2 separate regions of the Homo sapiens genome follow, and region 1 is linked to region 2. The links are chromatin loops, found by intact Hi-C in ENCODE. Cell type or tissue: ascending aorta. All regions are shown on one strand. Links, peaks and the distances in the headings refer to the core of each region. The heading gives the core; the rest is flanking DNA. Region 1 overlaps RLF (RLF zinc finger). Region 2 overlaps ZMPSTE24 (zinc metallopeptidase STE24).

What was found. A loop is a pair of places that touch in the nucleus more often than their neighbours do. Peaks named below come from ENCODE experiments on the same cell type or tissue, not always from the same donor. Only the 100,000 strongest peaks of a DNase experiment are listed, where the experiment ranks them.
Region 1: a loop joins it to region 2, with 2.5 times the contacts of the local background. A loop is called at or near these places in 2 of 110 quality-filtered maps.

The regions. Positions count from the first base shown.
Region 1 is chr1:40,236,419-40,247,376 of GRCh38, forward strand. RLF (RLF zinc finger) reads left to right here. Exons shown (of 8, transcript NM_012421.4): 8 at 1-4,503. The coding sequence ends at 4,029. Among named protein-coding and RNA genes, the nearest start is that of TMCO2, 6.0 kb to the right of the region's middle. RefSeq lists an enhancer at 5,389-5,438. In ascending aorta, for the core only: no CTCF peak of the experiment used is centred there; no DNase peak of the experiment used is centred there; H3K27ac peaks cover 1,435 bases.
Region 2 is chr1:40,286,771-40,297,728 of GRCh38, forward strand. It overlaps ZMPSTE24 (zinc metallopeptidase STE24), which reads left to right. Exons shown (of 10, transcript NM_005857.5): 9 at 4,084-4,227; 10 at 5,675-7,410. The coding sequence ends at 5,899. Among named protein-coding and RNA genes, the nearest start is that of COL9A2, 25 kb to the right of the region's middle. In ascending aorta, for the core only: no CTCF peak of the experiment used is centred there; no DNase peak of the experiment used is centred there.

The DNA.
Region 1 (10,958 bases), core at 1,584-9,583, 50 kb before region 2:
TCTAAGATGCATATGGAAGATGGAATTTACACCTGTCCAGTTTGTATTAAAAAATTTAAGAGAAAAGAAATGTTTGTTCCTCATGTGATGGAGCATGTTAAAATGCCACCAAGCAGAAGGGACCGCTCTAAAAAGAAATTACTGTTAAAAGGCTCTCAAAAGGGTATTTGTCCTAAGAGCCCCTCTGCAATCCCAGAGCAAAACCATTCATTGAATGACCAAGCCAAAGGAGAGTCTCATGAATATGTCACATTCAGCAAATTAGAAGATTGCCACCTGCAAGACAGAGATTTGTATCCATGTCCCGGTACAGACTGTTCCCGTGTGTTTAAGCAATTTAAATACTTAAGTGTGCATCTTAAAGCTGAACACCAAAATAATGATGAAAATGCCAAGCACTACTTGGATATGAAAAATAGAAGAGAGAAGTGTACTTACTGTCGACGACATTTTATGTCTGCTTTTCACCTTCGAGAGCACGAACAAGTGCATTGTGGGCCTCAGCCTTATATGTGTGTATCTATAGATTGCTATGCTAGGTTTGGATCAGTAAATGAACTACTTAACCATAAACAAAAGCATGACGATCTGCGTTACAAATGTGAATTAAATGGCTGTAATATTGTTTTCAGTGACTTGGGACAGCTTTACCACCATGAAGCACAACACTTTAGGGATGCATCTTACACATGCAACTTCCTTGGCTGTAAAAAGTTCTATTACTCCAAAATTGAATACCAGAATCACCTCTCAATGCATAATGTTGAAAATTCAAATGGAGACATAAAGAAATCAGTGAAACTTGAGGAGTCTGCAACAGGTGAAAAGCAAGATTGTATTAATCAGCCCCATCTACTTAACCAAACTGATAAATCACATTTACCTGAAGATCTTTTCTGTGCAGAATCAGCTAATTCTCAAATAGATACAGAAACTGCAGAAAACCTGAAAGAAAACAGTGACAGTAATTCTAGTGATCAGTTAAGTCATAGCTCTTCAGCTTCAATGAATGAAGAGCTAATTGACACACTAGATCACTCTGAAACTATGCAGGATGTATTGTTATCTAATGAGAAAGTCTTTGGGCCCTCCAGTTTAAAAGAAAAATGTTCCAGTATGGCAGTTTGTTTTGACGGGACTAAGTTTACCTGTGGTTTTGATGGCTGTGGTTCCACATACAAAAATGCAAGAGGAATGCAGAAACATTTACGGAAGGTTCATCCATACCATTTCAAGCCCAAAAAGATAAAGACGAAAGATCTGTTTCCCTCTTTGGGTAATGAACATAATCAGACAACTGAAAAGTTGGATGCAGAACCTAAACCCTGCTCAGATACAAACAGTGACTCCCCAGATGAAGGTCTAGATCACAATATTCACATTAAATGTAAACGAGAACATCAAGGTTATTCCTCAGAATCCTCCATTTGTGCTTCTAAAAGGCCCTGTACAGAGGATACCATGTTGGAACTTCTGTTACGCTTGAAACATTTAAGCTTGAAAAACTCAATAACACATGGATCTTTCTCAGGGTCATTGCAGGGGTACCCATCCAGTGGTGCTAAGTCTCTTCAGTCAGTTTCATCTATCTCAGACCTTAATTTTCAGAATCAAGATGAAAACATGCCAAGTCAGTACCTTGCACAGTTGGCGGCTAAGCCGTTTTTCTGTGAGCTTCAAGGATGCAAATATGAATTTGTGACCAGAGAGGCTCTGTTAATGCATTATCTTAAAAAGCATAATTATTCAAAAGAAAAAGTCCTTCAGTTAACCATGTTCCAACATCGGTATTCCCCATTTCAGTGTCATATTTGCCAAAGGTCATTTACAAGAAAAACACACCTTAGGATTCATTATAAAAATAAACATCAAATTGGCAGTGACAGAGCAACTCACAAACTATTAGATAATGAAAAGTGTGATCATGAAGGCCCATGTTCAGTAGATAGGTTGAAAGGTGATTGTTCTGCAGAACTTGGAGGTGATCCCAGTAGTAACTCTGAGAAACCACACTGTCATCCTAAAAAGGATGAATGTAGTTCTGAAACAGATTTGGAATCATCTTGTGAAGAAACAGAAAGTAAAACATCTGACATTTCATCACCAATAGGCAGCCATAGAGAAGAACAAGAAGGAAGAGAGGGCAGAGGTAGCAGGCGAACTGTTGCTAAAGGAAATCTGTGTTATATTTTGAATAAATACCACAAACCATTCCATTGTATTCATAAAACTTGCAACTCCTCATTCACCAATCTAAAAGGCTTAATTCGCCATTACAGAACTGTACATCAGTACAACAAAGAACAGTTATGTTTGGAGAAAGACAAAGCAAGAACCAAAAGGGAACTTGTCAAATGTAAAAAGATATTTGCTTGCAAATATAAGGAATGTAATAAACGCTTCCTGTGTTCCAAAGCTCTTGCTAAGCACTGTAGTGATTCTCATAACCTAGACCATATTGAAGAGCCTAAAGTACTTTCCGAAGCTGGATCTGCAGCAAGGTTTTCTTGTAACCAGCCTCAGTGCCCTGCTGTTTTTTATACATTCAACAAGTTGAAGCACCACTTGATGGAACAGCATAATATTGAAGGGGAAATACATTCAGATTATGAAATTCATTGTGATCTTAATGGCTGTGGCCAGATTTTCACCCATCGCAGTAATTACTCACAACATGTATATTACCGACATAAAGACTATTATGATGATTTGTTTAGAAGCCAGAAAGTAGCAAATGAGAGACTACTAAGGAGTGAAAAGGTATGTCAAACAGCTGATACTCAGGGGCATGAACATCAGACCACCAGGAGATCATTTAATGCTAAGTCTAAAAAATGTGGCTTAATCAAAGAAAAGAAAGCCCCAATAAGTTTTAAAACCAGAGCTGAGGCCCTCCATATGTGTGTGGAGCACTCTGAGCACACACAGTACCCCTGCATGGTTCAAGGATGCTTATCTGTGGTGAAGTTGGAGAGCAGCATTGTGAGGCATTACAAACGCACTCATCAGATGAGTAGTGCCTATTTAGAGCAACAGATGGAGAATCTTGTTGTTTGCGTTAAGTACGGTACCAAAATTAAGGAGGAACCCCCTTCTGAAGCAGATCCCTGTATAAAGAAAGAAGAAAATAGAAGCTGTGAATCAGAGCGCACAGAACACAGCCATTCCCCGGGTGACAGTAGTGCACCCATCCAGAACACTGATTGCTGTCATTCAAGTGAAAGGGATGGAGGTCAGAAAGGGTGCATAGAAAGCAGCTCAGTATTTGATGCAGATACTCTGCTCTACAGGGGAACTTTGAAATGTAATCATAGTTCCAAAACCACTTCCCTAGAACAGTGTAATATAGTTCAGCCTCCTCCTCCTTGTAAAATAGAAAATTCCATACCTAATCCCAATGGGACTGAAAGTGGGACTTATTTCACAAGTTTCCAGCTGCCTTTACCAAGGATCAAAGAATCAGAAACTAGGCAGCATAGTTCAGGGCAAGAAAACACTGTAAAAAATCCAACCCATGTCCCAAAAGAGAATTTTAGGAAACATTCACAGCCCCGGTCATTTGATTTGAAGACTTACAAACCTATGGGATTTGAATCTTCATTTCTGAAATTTATTCAGGAAAGTGAAGAGAAAGAAGATGATTTTGATGATTGGGAGCCTTCAGAGCACTTAACATTAAGTAATTCTTCACAGTCCAGTAATGATTTAACAGGGAATGTTGTGGCAAATAATATGGTGAATGACAGTGAACCTGAAGTTGACATACCTCATTCTTCCAGTGACTCTACAATTCATGAGAACCTGACTGCAATCCCACCTTTAATAGTAGCTGAAACAACAACAGTTCCTTCCTTGGAAAACCTGAGGGTTGTATTGGACAAAGCATTAACAGACTGTGGAGAGCTTGCCTTAAAACAGCTTCATTATCTTCGGCCAGTGGTGGTTCTTGAAAGATCTAAGTTTTCCACACCAATTTTAGACTTATTTCCAACAAAAAAGACAGATGAGCTTTGTGTAGGAAGTTCATAAGTAGCAATTTTGTTTTAGTAACAGACTGGCTCCAACACTGCAACATGGGGACATTTGCCAACTCGAACAAAGGCTGAGAAGCAGCCACACCGTTGTTTAGGGTAGAATAGGCTGTGTATTTACATGAATGTATAATATCTATGTCAGCAGTATTGGCTGAGTCCATTAGCTCTCCAGTTGGTTTAATGATTGGGTTTATTTTTGTTTGTTTGTTTATTAAAAAAATGGAACTGTACACTTGTTTGGTGCTAATTAATACATCAAAATATACTGGGGCTTCCTTTTTCAAATTAAGTGTGCATGATTGTATATGGAACAAATACTAAGGTCCCAGGGTGGGAGGGCTAGGGAAAGGGATATGGAGTTCTTACTTGACTTGAATGTGCACCTGAGGGTGCTTTGTGTAATATATTGTACACTACAGCATCTTATATTTTTTGAGTTGAGTTTCAATAAATTACAATTTTTCACCCATTCGTTGTTTACTCATAATGAGCTTTCATGCCACATGTAAACTGAAATTGCACTTGTATTTTCTGAAATATGCCATTCACATTTTACCCCAGTAATTTTTTTATTTATTATTAGCTAAATCATTCAGAACAAGGTTCTTTTTTTTTTTTTTTTTTTTAAGACAGAGTTTCGTTCTTGTTGCCCAAGCTGGAGTGCAATGGTGCAGTCTCGACTCACTGCAACCTCCTCCTCCCAGGTTCAAGTTATTCTCCTGCCCCGGCCTCCCAAAGTGCTGGGATTACAGGCATGAGCCACCGTGCCCATCCCAGAACAAGGTTCTTTTTATCTTAAAATTTTTGTTTTTGTGGAAAGATAATTCTGAGATTAATTAGCTGCGGGAGTCAAGATAGCTCCCAGAGGATGTCCAGATGTTGGCCGAGTAGAAAGGAGAGGATATGCCAACCTAGAACATGAAGGACGTAGCAAATTCAGAGGGCATGTTTCTAGGAAACTACAAATAATTTGATATGCTGGCAATAAAAGGGGAACAAGAGAGTGACATCATTGTAGAGATAGCAGGAACTAAATCATGAAGACTAAGGAGTTTGGATTTGAGTCTATAGGCATATATCAGTTGAAGTGTGGAGTGCTCACTTGATTTGAGAAGCTGAAATTGGAAACAGTATACTTGAAGTAATTGAGGCAAGCTTGGTGAGTGTATTTACTGACAATTGCAGCAGAAGGCAGAGTAGATGAAGTATTTAAGGAGACAGGATTTTGGGGGCTTGGAGAGTGAAGGAAAAGATTTGGTACTGATGCAACCATTTTAAGTAGGTATACAAAGAAGGAATGAATATTTGGGAAGATAATGGAAACCAAGGTGAGTTTGGCTTTTAGATGTGTTGAGTTTCATTGGACTGTGGGATGTCTGTCTAATGAGGATAGCAGTATATCCTTTTAATACAGCAGCTTCATTTCCTGTTGCTTGTGAAGTTTTCAACTACTTTCATTAGCTAGTAATGAAGTGACTCAGACAACTAACATCTCTTTCTCATCCTTGTGGTTAGATTTTTTTTTTTTTTCAACGGAGTCTTGCTTTGTCGCTCAGGCTGGAGTGCAGTGGCGCGATCTCGACTCACTGCAACCTCCGCCCCTCCAGGTTTAAGCAGTTCTCTGCCTCAGCCTCCAGAGTAGCTGGGATTACAGGCTTGTGCCACCACGCCCGGCTAATTTTTTGTATTTTTAGTAGAGACAGGGTTTCACCATCTTGGCCAGGCTGGTCTTGAACTCCTGACCTCGTGATCCACCCTCCTCGGCCTCCCAAAGTGCTGGGATTACAGGCGTGAGCCACCACACCCAGTCTATTGTGGTTAGAATTTCAAGACCTTTTCTCTGACTCTTAAACCTTATTTTCTTGTTTTGTCAGCTCTTCAGGAATTTCATTCTGTCACCTCACCCTGAGTCTAAAGCACTCCCATAACCAAGTCGTTTATTGTCTCAGATCCCAGTAGGTAACAGAGGATTCTGAGAAATCCAAGTGATCTGAGTAAGACTCTGTTGAAAGAAGTGGCAGAAACAAGGATCTTAGAGACTGAGACCAGTATTGTTTCTTTGGAATCAAGCTAATTTCTTCAGTGGCTTTAATTTCCTCACTTACGAAGGGAGGAGGTAGAGGTGAAAGGTCCCTTTTTGTGATATGAGCATGAGAAGCACCTGTAGGCCTAGTAAAAATTCCTCATACGAGAGAGATGGTTAGTCCAGAGTAAGAGAAAGCTACTAAGACTGAACTATATCCATTCAACCACACAGAACTTGTAGCCCCTGGAAGGACCAAGTGAGGCCATTCACAGTGGAACTAAACCTAGATTTTAAGAACCCAATTAGGCCGGGCGCGGTGGCTCATGCCTGTAATCCCAGCACTTTGGGAGGCTGAGGTGGGCGGATCATGAGGTCAGGAGATCAAGACCATCCTGGCTAAGACGGGGAAACCCCGTCTCTACTAAAAATACAAAAAATTAGCTGGGCATGATGGCACACGCCTGTAGTCTCAGCTACTTGGGAGGCTGAGGCAGGAGAATCGCTTGAACCCGTGAGGCGGATGTTGCAGTGAGCCGAGATCGCGGCATTGCACTCCAGCCCAGGTGACAGAGCGAGACTTGTCTCAAAAAAAGTAAAATAATTCAAGTATAAGCCTAAGTAGTTGATCCCAAGATCACTGTCTATCCCAGTTAGAGCAGCTTGCATCATTTGATCTTTATTAAAGACTTTTGGCTGGGCGCGATGGCTCGCACCTGTAATCCTGGCACTTTGGGAGGCTGAGGCGGGTAGGTAACCTGAGGTCAGGAGTTTGAGACCAGGCTGACCAACATGGAGAAACCCCGTCTCTACTAAAAATACAAAAATTAGCTGGGTGTGGTGGCAGATGCCTGTAATCCCAGCTACTCAGGAGGCTGAGGCAGGAGAATCGCTGTTGGACCCTGAAGGTGGAAGTTGGAGTGAGCTGAGATTGCACCATTGCACTCCAGCCTGGTCAACAAAGCAAGACTCCATTTCAAAAAAAAAAAAAAAAAAAGACTTTCCTGTTTAAACCAGCATGAGTGACTATACGATAATACAGGGCAAAGGGTTATTTTTTTAGCTTGTAGTAATCATTTTAACTTGATATCTCTGGAATTTGTCCCAACCCTGGCACAGACCTGAAAGCACTGACTTTGTTTTCAAAGCTTTTTCAATTCAAGAGTGCCTCCAAAATGGTGAGTAGGAATGAAGACTTCCAGACACTTCTATTCTTGCCTTTACCCAGAATTCTCTTGCTTCAGTGTTTTCCCCATTTTCATGAGCCCATGTGTGAAATAGGGTAAGGAACTGTGGAGGAGAAAGTTTTTTATTAGCCTTCCTCAGGGTATTCCATTCTCAATCTATCCTTTCTCAGTCCCAAAAGGCCTACTGAGCTGAACTGCCTAAGACATAATCATTCACCAAATATTTAAATACACACATTTAAAGAGATACAATTCCAGATGCAATGGGAGACAAAAAAAAAAAAAAGTTGTCAGGGCCATCAAGAAGCTTTCACAAGGTGAAGGGAGGGCTGGAGTATCTCAGAACATTGTTACTTAAAGTGTGGTAGTGGGCCAGCAGTATAGGTGTCACCTAGGAGATTGTTATTAATAAAAATGCATAAATTCAGGCCCTACTCCAGACCTACTGGACCAAAATGTGCGTGTTAGTAAGATCTCCAGGTGATTCTTAGGCACAGAAAAGTTCTAGAAGCACTGGCCTGGAAGTGGAAAGTACTGTGAGAATTCAGGGTAATTGTGCTTTTTAGCATTTTACATAAAATTATGTTGTTGAATTTTCATAATCCTATGAAGTAGGTGCTGTTACTATATTTGACAAAGAACGAGATGAAGTGTCTTGCCTGGCTGGCACAAATAGAGGTGGAGCCCAGTTTCCAATCTCTTCTGACTAGAAGAATGTCAGAGAGGGACATTTAGTGTAAAGGAATAACAGATGGAAAGTTGCAGGTGGTATTTGAAGTACCAAAAATACCACAGTTCTGTAATGTGAGTGTTGTTTGTGAAGGTGAATAGTGGGAAATACAATTTGAAGTGTAGGTGAAAGCCAGGTTATTCAACTCAAACTCCACAGTCATATGGTGCTGACATTTCTTCATTTGAGTATAGAGATGGGAAACGTGCATATTTTTTTCTGTGAATAACATGTAACCTACGAAAAAGGCAAGTTTTCTTTTCTGAAAGAAACTTACTCATTTTTGTTATTTTTTGAGGCGAGGTCTCATTAGGTTGCCCAGGCTGATCTTGAACTCCTGAGCCCAAGCAATCTTCCCACCCCAGCCTCCCAAAGTGCTGGAATTGCGGGCATGAACCGCTGCACCCGGCCAGAAACTTCTAAAACTCAGAAAAGTTGCTCCTCCTCACCTCCTACCCCAAGGTAAACTGTGATACCTCCTGGCTTTATACTACTGATTTTATACCCTATTATATAGAACTGTGTCTAGAGAGAGTGGCCTATCCCTCTGTGACCTTCTTGGTCTACTCCTGCAGGAGTGGCTTCTGTGACAGACTGCATTTGGAGGTTTGATTCACTCTGGGGAAGGTAACCAGGATAGGCAAGAGATTTAAAAATCTGTCAGCATGTATTTGACAGGTATAACCTGAAAAAAAAGACCAGAGGCGTAGGAAAGCTATCTAAATGGTTAAGAAGCCAAATATTTACAAAGCATATACCATCTGCTAGCCCCTGGGTGGTAGGTGTTGAACAAGACTCATTTCCTGCATCATAGAGATTTAAGAATCCAGTAAGGGACTGGGTGCGGTGACTCATGCCTGTAATCCCAGCACTTTGGGAGGCACAGGCAGGAGGATATTTGAGGTCAGGAGTTTGAGACCAGCCTGGCTAACATGGTGAAACCCTGTCTCTACTAAAAATACAAAAATTAGCCGCGCTGTAGTGGTGCATGCGCCTGTAATCCCAGATACTAGGGAGGCTGAGGCAGGAGAACCGCTTGAACCCAGGAGGCACAGGTTGCGGTGAGCCAAGATCAGGCCACTGCACTCCAGCCTGGGCAACAGAGTGAGACCCTGTGCCCCCAACCTCCCCACCCCCAACAAAAAAAATAATCCAGTAGGGAAGACAGACATTAAAACAGTACAAATAATAAAGTAAAAGTGCTTTTAAACAGGGGGGGTGGAGGGGCTTATGAGAAGGGGACCAAAAAAGGACAGCAAAAGCTTCATTGAGGATAATGTTTAAACTGAAACCTAAAGAATCAATAGAAGTTAGCCAGGCAATAATCTGTAGTCCCAGCTACTCGGGAGGCTGAGGTAGGAGGATCACTTGAGCCCAGGAGTTAGAGGCTGTACTGTGCAATAATCGCACCTGTGAATAGGCATTGACCTCCAAGCTGGGGGAGGAGGGGGAAGCTAGGCAAAGAACAAGAGTAATCCAATTATGTGCCAAAGCTTTGTGGTTCAACAGCTTGGTGTGTTGGTGACATTGATAAGACTACTATAGCTGGAGTTGAAAGAACAAATGGCAGAGGAAGAGAAGACTTGGTAGGTAAGCAGGGACCAGGCATTTTAGTGCCCTGTTAGCCATGTTACAGATTTTGGATTTTGTTTGAAAGACAATGAAGAACCTATAAGAATTTTTCAAAGGCGGACTGGGTGCTATTTCTCATGCCTGTAATCCCAGCACTTTAGGAGGGCAAGGTAGGAGGATCACCTGAGATCAGGAGTTCGAGACCAATCTGGCCAATATGGTGAAACCCCATTTCTACTAAAAATGCAGAGATCAGCCAGGCGTGGCACGTGCCTGTAGTCCCAGCCACTCAGGAGGCTGAGGCAGGAGAATCGCTTGAACCCAGGAGGCAGAGGTTGCAATGAGCTGAGATCGCACCACTGCACTCCAGCCTGGGCAACAGAGCGAGACCCTGTCTCAAAAAAAAAAAAAAAAAGAATTTACCAAAGGCTTGAAAGTAGGCATTGCCTAAGTCAGTAAGTCCTAATAGGGCATGATATGGAAGACTACTGAGTGGAAGTGACTGACAGATGAGTGGGTGGATGCCACTATTAAAGGTAAACTGAAGGCCGAGTGTGGTGGTTCACGCCTGTAATCCCAGCACTTTGGGAGGCCTAGGCGGGTGGATCACGAGGTCAGGAGTTCGAGACCAGCCTAACCAACATGGTAAAGCCCCGTCTCTACTAAAAATAAAAAAATTAGCCAGGCGTGGTGGCACATGCCTGTAATCCCAGCTACTCAGGAGGCTGAGCCAGGAGAATCGCTTGAACCCCAGAGGCAGAGGTTGCAGTGAGCCAAGATTGCGCCACTGCACTCCAGCCTGGGAGACAGGGCGAGACCAAAACCCCGCCTCAAAAAAAAAAAAAAAAAAAAAAAAAAAAAAAAAAAAAAGCCCTGTTTATATCCTACCTCCTTGCTGGGTGCAGTGGCTCATGCCTGTAATCTCTGCACTTTGGGAGGCCAGGGCAGGTGGATCACTTGAGGTCAGGCATTCTAGACCAGCCTGGCCAAAATGGTGAAACCCCATCTCTACTAAAAATACAAAAAATTAGCCAGGCGTGGTGGCGGGCGCCTGTAATCCCAGCTACTCAGGAGGCTGAGGCAGGAGAATCGCTTGAACCTAGGAGGCATAGGTTGCAGTGAGCTGAGATCGCACCACTGCACTCCAGCCTGGGCGACAGAGTGACACGCCAGCTCAAAAAAATAAAAATAAAAAATCCCATCTCCTCACATTTCCATTCAACCTCAATACAACTCAGTTTTTTTTATTATGTGAAAACAGCTGCAACAGCTGCTGTCCATTTGAATTGTTGGAAATGTAGATCTACACTAACCAAGAGAGAAGCCACTAGCCACAGGTGGCTATTTAACTTTTTTTTTTTTTTTTTTAGATGGAGTCTCGTTCTGTCACCAAGGCTGGAGCACAACATCAG
Region 2 (10,958 bases), core at 1,175-9,174:
AAGCTGGAGTGCAATGGCGTGATCTCGGCTCACTGCAGCCTCTGCCTCCCGGGTTCAAGCAATTCCCCTGCCTCAGCCTCCTGAGTAGCTGGGATTACAGGCACACGCCACCACACTTGACTAATTTTTTTTTGTATTTTTAGTAGAGACGGGGTTTCTCAATGTTGGCCAGGCTGGTCTCGAACTCCTGACCTCAGTTGATCCGCCTGCCTCAGCCTCCCAAATTGCTGGGATTACAGGCATGAGCCACCACTCCCGGCCTCTAGAATGCTTTTTAAAAAACATTTTTTTCTTTTTCTTTTCTTTTTTTTTTTGAAATGGGGTCTCTCTCTGTCGTCCAGGCTAGAATGCAGTGGCGTGATCTCAACTCACTGCAACCTGCACCTCCCAGGCTCAAGCCATCCTCCAGCCTCTACCTCCCTAGTAGCTGAGACCACAGGTGCATGCCACCGCGCCCGGCTAATTTTTTTGTATTTTTGGTAGAGACCGGTTTTCACTATGTTGTCCAGGCTGGTCTTGAACTCCTAAGCTCAAGCGATCCACTCGCCTTGGCCTCCCAAAGTGCTGGGATTACAGGCATAAGCCACCGTGCCCGGTCTAAAACATTTTTTTCATTTAAAAGTTATTGCCGGCGTGGTGGCTCATGCTTGTAATCCCGGCACTTTGGGAAGTTGAGATGGTGGATCACTTGAGGTCAGGAGATCGAGACCAGCCTGGCCAACATGGTGAAGCCCTATCTCTACTAAAAATACAAAAATTAGCCAGGCGTGGTGGCACGCCTGTAATCCCAGCTACTTGGGAGGCTGAGGCAGGAGAATTGCTTGAACCCAGGAGGCAGAGGTTGCAGTGAGCTGAGATCGCCCCAGTGCACTCCAGCCTGGGCGACAGAGTGAGACTCTGTCTCAAAAAAAAAAAAAAAAGTTGCCATATATTCATTGGAAATTGTAGAAAATACAAAAAGAAAGCAATCCCAATAATGTTCCTCTTCTCGGTTCTAGAACCTCTAAACCAACAGATGTTTAGGCTTTGGGTGAAAAAGCACTATATCATGTTGACTAGTTCTGAGCATATGTGGCCTTAACTGAATCTTCAGTGGATTTTCAGACCTTTAAAAAGGCTGGCTGAGCAAGGCATGGTGGCTCATGCCTGTAATCCCAATACTTTGGAAGGTTGACGAGGGAAGATCATCTGAGGCCAGGAGTTTGAGACCAGCCTGGGCAACATAGCGAGACCCCCTTCTCTCCAAAAGGTTAAAAAATTAGCTGGGCTTGGTGGTATGCACCTGTAGTCCCAGCTACTTGGGAGGCTGGGATGGGAGGATGGCTTGAGTCCAGGAGATCAAGGCTGCAGTGAGCCATGATCACACCACTGCACTTCCAGCCTGGGTGACAGACCCTGTCTCTAAAAAAAATTAAAATAAAAAGGCCAGCTGGTTCTGGGTGATGGATTATATGGGAAGACTTGTGAACTCCTGTGGGCACTTTCCTATATCTTTAGGTATAGAAATGCATTCCTTGGCCTGAAGCTATGTTGTGTGGATACATGGCACTGAGTAAGATTAAATAAGTCCAGGTCCAAGTTCAATTGAGTTTTCAGTCTAATAAGGAAAATCACTGCCCCTTCCATGAGGGAAAGGGTTCCAATGGAATCAGCCTACCACAAGGTGGCTAAATGGTCCCTGAGATGTGGTACCTTATCAAGGCTGGGATTGATTGCTTCTCTGGACAGATTGGGCATATGGCATGCGCCAGTGAGGAGGGTATCTGTGTTGACTAATACATTAACTCCATCTTTGTCGCTGTGGCCACTCTATTCATAAGTCCCTTGACCAAGTCATGGAGCGGCTACAGAGAAAGGCTAGCTGACCTTCACAGAGCAGGTGTCTTCCCCACTTGACCAAGAGCCTCCTTGACCATGGGACTCTTTGGGTGAACATTAACATTAGGCCAACTGTAGTCAAACTCTATAGTCCAAACAGTAATTTTGGAAGTTTTTCACATACCTCTTTTCCAAATCTCGTTAGCCATCCTCTACTTTTTTCCAAGGCCCTAATAATTCAGCCGAACCATTTTTTTCCCACTGCCAATAAATTAGGATATATATCCTTGCCTCAGGCTCTCTCTCCTCCCAGGCTGAGTAGACAGTGAGATATACACCTTAAAGTTCACCTCACCGAGAGTAATTCCCTTCACCACTGCCTTCCAAGACCATCCCTGAGTGGCTCTGTAATACCACAGCAGTCCACTTTCATCTGGTGCCAGCATATTGTATTAAGTTATTGTAAAATAGGCTCTGATTTTGTTCCTGTTCAACTAATTGATTATAGGGAACAGCATATGAGTAAGGGTTGGTTGAGGGTTGTTGGTGGTAGGAGTTGGTGTACTAGAGTATGAGCCATCTGCTTATTTAACTTACTGGTGCCTTCATAACTTGCTTCATTTCCACTCTTATATCTACCACTTGTCCTTGATGATGAAGTGCTTCTGCGCATAGCAGTTTCCTGGCTAGGCAGATTAACAGATTAACATAGCACCCAGTTCAGAAGGGATAGTTCAGTTTGCAGGATCACAGTATCCCATGGCCAGGAATTCAGTCTGTAGTAGGGCCCAGTAGCAAACCAAAAGTTATTTTTCAAAAGGACAATGGTTACTTGACAAAAGTGGATGCATAGATTATAAGTGTAGGAGACTTCACTGAGTTTTCTGTTGGAGCTTGTCATATTGGATCCACTGAGTTATAAGGATGAGTGTCGAAGCTGCTTGTCCTGGGGCAGCTGGTGAGCCTTCTTATGCTCTAAGCCCCATTCTAAGCTGACAGCTTCTTGGGTCATCTCGTTTGGGTCAAATGGTTTGAAGCAACACACTTAAATAAGGTACATGTGGCCTCCAAGATCCTAATTTGCACAGAAAAAGAATGTTGTGTGTTCTCCAACCTTACTCCAAGAGGTTGTATTTTGGTATAGATTTTTTATTTTTTTCTCCTCTCATTTATTGATCAAGATGGATCTACTTTTCCCCCTGACCTTTCTAACTATCTGGTACAGCTCCAGTGGGCCTAGAGAGGATTCAAGGGAAGCCTGTTTCTTTGGAGCCTCCGCTTCAAAGTCAGGTGGGAGGCGTTGTATCTGATTACAGTGTTATAAAACAAGGCCAGAATCCATTCTAGCCCTTCACCCTTTTACAGAGAGAAAATATCCCATTGCTATTGACCACTTCAAACCCTCAATGATAGGAGCCTCAACTTAAGCTTGCCCTTATAGAAAATGATACAGTTTATACATTTGGGAACATTTTATTTTACTTTTGAAATAAAAGTGAAACTAAAAACTACTGGCGGGGCAGTATGGTTCATGCCTGTAATCCCAGCACTTTGGGAGGCCCAGGTGGGTGGATCATCTGAGGTCAGGAGATTGAGACCATCCTGGCTAACACAGTGAAACCCCGTCTCTTCTAAAAATACAAAAAATTAGCCGGGCATGGTGGGGGGCGCCTGTAGTCCCAGCTACTCGGGAGGCTGAGGCAGGGGAATGGCGTGAACATGGGAGGCGGAGCTTGCAGTGAGCCGAGATCGTGCCACTGAGCTCCACCCTGGGCGACAGAGTGAGATCTGTCTCAAAAAAAGCTACTTAAATAATTTGTTCTGTGATCACACTAATACCTTTCTTAAAATCACACTATGAATTTTTTTTTTTTTTTTTTTTTTTTTTTTGAGATGGAGTCTCACTCTGTTGCCCAGGCTGGAGTGCAGTGGCGCCATTTCAGCTCACTGCAAGCTCCGCCTCCCGGGTTCACGCCATTCTCCTGCCTCAGCCTCCCGAGTAGCTGGGACTACAGGCATCCGCCACCACGTCCGGCTAATTTTTTCTGCATTTTTAGTAGAGACGGGGTTTCACCATGTTAGCCAGGATGGTCTCAATCTCCTGACCTCGTGATCCACCCGCCTTGGCCTCCCAAAGTGCTGGGATTACAGGCGTGAGCCACCGCGCCCGGCCACACTGTGATTTCTTATACTTTATGGATGCTACTGATCCCATAGTGAAATCAGCTTGGTAATAACTTAGAAATTTCATGTCCTTCTTTCTAGATGAATTCTTTCCTGTGTTTTTTTTTATTTGCTGTATTAATTGGTCGAAAGGAGCTTTTTGCTGCATTTGGTTTTTATGATAGCCAACCCACTCTTATTGGACTATTGATCATCTTCCAGTTTATTTTTTCACCTTACAATGAGGTAATGTATGATCTTTAAAATTATCACACATATGCTCTTGCCTGCTTCAAATCTAGAGCTTTCAGGATAGTGAAAAAGGAAATAGAACAGTACAGTTTTAACAAATAGATGAAACAAAGTCTTTTAGTCCCCTGATTCACTGGTCAGTATGACAAAGTAGCAGAAAAATTCAAGCCCAAATAAATAAACGTTTGCATACTCTTAGGAAAGTATAAGTAGAAAACTAGACTTCAGTGGTGAACACCTAAAAGGACTCGGTAGATGGAGATTAACTATTGGAATGTTGTGTCCTAGGCCACATATTCACCAGTGCTTGGGTAAAAATCTTATGTGTATGAGGGGACAAAGCAAACACTAATTGGTACAGCTCAGTAAGGGAGGCTTAGTGACTGTTCCTCTGCTCCATGACCACCTGCCTCCATATAGCCTGAGGGATCCACCCAAACCCACAAAATCAAAATCGGGTATTTTGTGGTAAATGAAACTTAAGAACATTGCTCTGTGTTAGCTCATTAGGGGTATTCCGTGTGAGTGATAATACATAGGTTAATGTGAGACTATATAACAAACCTGACAATGGCATCATTTCATGATGTTTGGTAAGGCTTCCAAATTAAGCTAAGAAATAATATTGAAGATCTTGAGGTATCTCCATTCAGAAGAATTCTTTCTTGGGATAGATTGTAGAGTTAAGATGAGCTAAATGAATTATATTTTTCTATTATGTATGGTGGGGACACCAGGAAAGAAAAATGGAGGGGCATAGATCATATTCATATAGCATTGTCCACATAAACAAAAATAAATTTGGCAGAGAACTGAGATGTATTATCTTAAAACTCTTTTTTTTTTTTTTTTTTTAAGATGGAGTCTCGCTCTGTCTCCCAGGCTGGAGTGCAGGGGTGTCATCTTGGCTCACTGCAACCTCCGCCTCCCGGGTTCAAGCAATTCTCCTGCCTCAGCCTCCTGAATAGCTGGGACTACAGGCACCCATCACCACGCCCAGCTAATTTTTGTATTTTTACTAGAGACAGGGTTTCACCATGTTGGCCAGGTTGGTCTCGAACTCCTGACCTCAGGTGATCCACCTGCCTCAGCTTCCCAAAAGTGCTGGGATTACAGGTGTGAGGCACCACACCCGGCCTGAGCATGACTTTTGAGTCTCATGTCAGCACTCAAAAGTTTCAGATTTTGGAACATTTCAGATTTCAAGTTTTTGGTTAGGGATGTTTAACTTTTATATGTGTTTCTGGCCTGTTTGCTTGGGGGAGAATAAGGCTCAATTTATAATTTCCTCACCCTAGGTCCCCTAAATATTAGTGATCTTTCTTTTGTCCTGCCATTCCTCTTATCCCAAGCCAAACTTCTCTACAGTCTCAGCTCATGGAACCTTTAGTAACAACAAAGAGGTGGGCAGTGGCTAAAACCCTTTCATTTTCTTTTTCAGGTTCTTTCTTTTTGCCTAACAGTCCTAAGCCGCAGATTTGAGTTTCAAGCTGATGCATTTGCCAAGAAACTTGGGAAGGCTAAAGACTTATATTCTGCTTTAATCAAACTTAACAAAGATAACTTGGGATTCCCTGTTTCTGACTGGTTGTTCTCAATGTGGCATTATTCTCATCCTCCACTGCTAGAGAGACTTCAAGCTTTGAAAACTATGAAGCAACACTGAGATGTCCAGGATCTGTGACTGAAGACATTTCTGATTATTTCTGTCCTGGCAGCATGTTCCAGCTCTTGATGTTTTTAAACTTTTTTTTAGAAGAAAAATTAAGTACAGAAAAGCCCAGATTTAAATACATTTAATATGTCATTTTAAAAATGATTTTAATAATTCATTTCTTAAAACACTGAATGAATTTTGAAGCTTAATGTTTTTAAAGGCATAGTTTTATCTTTGACATCTAATTTACCATCAAGTTGTAAAATTATTTGGAAAAATACAGAACTCGTTTTATTTGTATACTTATATGGAATCTGCATGTGAGGTGTTTGAGGGCATATGTTTGAAAGAGGGAGCATCACCACAGGAATCCTTTCTGTGAGGTGGAAACAGTGGTCCTGAATCATTGTGCTCACACCTAACTTGAAATCTGGTCTTACTTTCATGCTGTTATGATTTCACCTGGTGAATCAGTGTTTTAAATAAGAAAGGTAATAGTTGGTAAGGCCAATGTTATTTAAATGAAAGTAGTTAGAAAAATGCTCTCCTATTCTACCAAATTTTTAATTTCTTTCTTCCCTTTCTTGCTACACAGTGATCAAGAGTTTCTCATAGTGCTTTGAAGTTAGAAATTATGTATAGGATATTTTAAATCATTGAGTTTTGTGGGGTTTTTTTGTTTGTTTGTTTCTTTTGTTTTTTGGAAAATCCGTGTCTTTATCTTTTTTTCCCACGTGGTAGATATGATCCCATTGGAGGTAAATTGTAGCTTCTTCTCATTCATGCAGTAAATAATACATCCTTTCACTCAGCAGAGATGGCCATATTAAACACGTTTTGCTATGTTAAAAGTGGCAGAACAGGAAAGACGAATTAAAAATAACATTTTTTAAGCGACATAAGGATGAAATACTGATGAATCTCTGTGACATTACAGGGAAAAAAATATAGTTTTCTATCTCTTTCAAGGGCAGAAGAGTTTTCATTTTTATTTTTGTAATTTTATCTGTAAGTCATAAATATTACTTAATCAGGCCTGATTCTACTTTTGAAAATTACAGTTCTTGAAATGCAGATAATGTTTACTTTGAAAACAAATGTCATGAATGATTTCCAGTTTTTAAAGCTATATGTTTCACTGCTTCATATCTCTGTCCACTTTCTGAATGAGAACTTATTTTGTGCCTAGAGCTCTCACTCACTGATAATGCTTATTACCTTCTGGGCATTTATTCCAAAGTGGGATCAACTGTACGCCTTTGGTATCTGACCATAAAGTCTTTTGCTCCGCTGACATTTGGGTGATGTCTTCACATGGAAATATAATAAAAATAAAAATCTAGTTTAATACTGCATTATTTATTTTCCTAAGGCTAAAGAGGAGCAGTCCTATGCTTTTATTCAGCATCCTTTATCTGTGACTTCATGCTCTGATAACTGCCTTTCCTTCCTTCTGTGCCTTTGAATACAAATTTCAGTTCTGCAAAAGTGAAACATTAAACATTGCCAACGCAAATGTATGTACTTTGTCTTTAGTTTGATATTTGTGTATCATTTTTTTAATTTGTGTATCATTTGTTACCTGAACATATGTTTATTACCTGAGAGGAACTGGGTGCTAGCAATGAAGAGTGGAATGAAGAAATAGCCCTAATGATGAGTGGTGTCAGTGCCACCACTGTGCTTTACACAGAGTCTCTTCAGTGTCTTGCTCCTGCTTTGCTCCAGAGTATCACCAGTTCTTGCAGATATTTCCTTGGAAGCTTCATTTGGAATCATTCCTTCTCTATTTTTATAACCTCAAATTGTTGGGCCTGCCTGGTCTGCTCCAGCTGCCTCTTTGGTTTTCCTTACATATGGTGGCAGTAATTAGCTTTTAAATATGTGACTGACTTAGTCACCCACACTTTATGGATGGCAGAGGCATAGGGATGGCCAAAAGGATACTGGTAGGTTCCTAAGAAATTGACCAATCAAGGGAAGAGTAGATAGGCCCACCAACGAAGGAATAGATGGCACTCTGCACCCTAAGAAAGACCTGGTGGATGTGCAGCAGGGGCAAAATTGAGTAGGTCAAAGCCTTGGGTAAAATGGCACAACTCCAGCAGAGTTAAGCTCTGAATCTAAGGTTGAATCTCTGTTGTGTGTATATACTGGCTTTATCTGAGTTGGCCCTTTGCTGAGGTCTGAGAACTGCTTGTAAATTCTGCCTCTGTTTAGGATAGGAGAATTCCCAGGATCAGTTCAGTGGTTTTAGTACCAAATGATGGTCCCCGCTTGCCCTTATATTTTATATGCTCACTGTTACCCCTGATCCTACATGTGATATTCCCCTCCCTGTGGAAACCTTCTACTTGCTTTTTTTGTTTTTGTTTTTTTTGAGAAGAAGTTTCTCTCTTGTTGTCCAGGCTGGAGTGCAATGCCCCGATCTCAGCTCACCGCAACCTCCGCCTCCTGGGTTCAAGCGATTCTCCTGCCTCAGCCTCCCAAGTAGCTAGGATTACAGGCTTGCGCCACCACGCCTGGCTAATTTTTTGTATTTTTAGTAGAGATGGGGTTTCACCATGTTGCCCAGGCTGGACTGCAATGGTGCGATCTCGGCTCACTGCAACCTCCACCACCCAGGTTCAAGAGATTCTCCTGCTTCAGCCTCTTGAGTAGCTGGGATTACAGGCATGTGAGCCACCACATCCGGCTAATTTTTGTATTTTTTTCTTTTCTTTCTTTTTTTTTAAGACTCTCTGTCTCTCTGTCACCCAGGATTGAGTGTAGTGGCATGATCTTGGCTCACTGCCACCTCTGCCTCCCAGGTTCAAGTGATTCTCCTGCTTCAGCCTCCCGAGTAACTGAGATTACAGGCATGGGCCAATACACCTGGCTAATTTTTGTATTTTTAATAGAGACGGGGTTTCTCCATGTTGGCCAGGCTGGTCTCAAACTCCTGACCTCAGGGGATCCGCCCACCTTGCCCTCCCAAAGTGCTGGGATTATGGGGTGAGCCACCGTGCCCAGCAAATTTTTGTATTTTTTAGTAGAGATGGGGTTACTCCATGTTAGCCAGGCTGGCCTCAAGCTCCTGACCTTGTGATCTGCCTGCCCTGGCCTCCCAAAATGCTGAGATTACAGGTGTGAGTCACCACTCCTGGCCATGTTCTTATATACTTTCTATATCTTTGATGGTTTTGAGTATTCTGCCATCATTAGCAGAAAGCTAACTACCACTTAAGGGCCTTACGTTCTATCCTAAGGGCAAAACAAAGAAAATTACAGATAATTTGTAATCCAAAACTTTTATCCAGAAACATTTTAAGACCACAGTGATGTGAGCAAGTAACTTGAACGATGTGTGCCAGGCTGAGTTCAGTTTTGTGGGAAGGCAAATATAATCCATTGTGGAATGGGATAGTCCCATTTAGACAATATGGATAAGGAAATCTTGGGCTCTTCTCTGTTATCCAGGATGATTTCCAGGGAGGAGGATTTCCTAAACAGTTTGACCAGAAACAGCTAGGAAGATACCTCTGTGTGTTCTAAAAACCTGTGAAGCCGGGACCGCCAATACTCAGGAAGCAGATTTGCCTTACTCTGCCCTTGGCTGAGTCCGAGCTCCCCTCTGGCTCTCTGGATGATGGTCAATAACAGGTAAAGTATTAGGATTAAGCCTGGGGCTCTATAATCCAACATGCCACTTACTAGTAAGACTTTGGGTAAGAAACTTGACCGAGACTGTATTTCTCCATCTGTCCCCACTCTACCAAGCGCTGCTCTAGGTGATGGGGAATACATGGTAAACAAAAGGTACAAAAATCCGCCACGTCTTGGAGTTTACATTCTAGTATCAGGGAGAAAGACAACTAAAATGTATTTATATGGTGATACATGTTTTGGAAAAAAAGGCGGGGGCTGAGGTGTTTGGGTGGGGGTAGGAGCTGCAATTTTATTTTATTATCTTTTATTTTTTTGAGATAGAGTTGCACTCTGTCGCCCAGGCTGGAGTGCAGTGGCACGATCTTGGCTTACTGCAACCTCTGCCTCCCGGGTTCAAGCGATTCTCCTGCCTCAGCCTCCCAAGTAGCTGGGATTACAGGCATCCACCACCACACCTGGCTAGTTTTTGTGTTTTTAGTAGAGATGGGGTTTCATCATGTTGGCCAGACTGGTCTCGAACTCCTGACCTCAAGTGATCCACCCGCCTTGGCCTCCCAAAGTTCTGGGATTACAGGCATGAGCCGTGCCTGGCCAGCAATTTTAAATAGGGTGGTCACAAAAAGGCATCACTGAAGGTCACATTTGAACCAAGACCTGAAGGAAATGAAGAGTGAGGTGTTCTAGGGAGGTGTCTGAGGGAAGAGCATCCCAGACGCTAGATTTTGCAGGGCCTTGTAGGCCACTGTAAGAATTCAGGCTTTTCCTTGAGTGTGGTAGGAAGCCATTGTAGAGTTTTAGGCTAAGGAGTGACATGATCTGAAGTTTTAATAGGACCACTCTGGCTTCTATGTTGAGGAGCAAAGGTTGAAGCAGGGGACTAGTTGGGAGAGGCTTGCAATCCTTCTTGCAAGAAATAATGGTGCTAGACTGGAGTGGTAGTCAGGAGGTGGTAAGTGGCTGGATTCTGGATATATTTTTAAGACTGAGCCAACAGGATGTGCTGATGGATCAGATGTGGGGTCTAAGAGATAAAGTGGGAGTGGAGGATGACTCCAGTGTATTTGGCTTAAATAACTGAAAGGATGGAGTTGCCCTTGGGTGAGATGGGAAAGATCGCAGGAGGGGGGATTCTGGAGGGGAAGATCAGGAATTGTTTCGGACATGTTAAATTTGAGATGCCCATCAGACATCGAAGGGGAGATGTTGAGTAGGCAGTTGGATCGACGGATCAAGTTAAGCAGCGAGATCTGGACTGGGGATATATAGATAAAGTTTAAAGCCATGAAACTGAATGAGATATGAGAGGAGCCAGAGAAAAAGATGTGGTCCAAGGAACAAGTGACTTTCAGATACTGGAGACATGAGAAATCAGCGCAGGAATCTGAGAACAGTGTGGTGAGCTAAAAGCCAAAGTGAGACC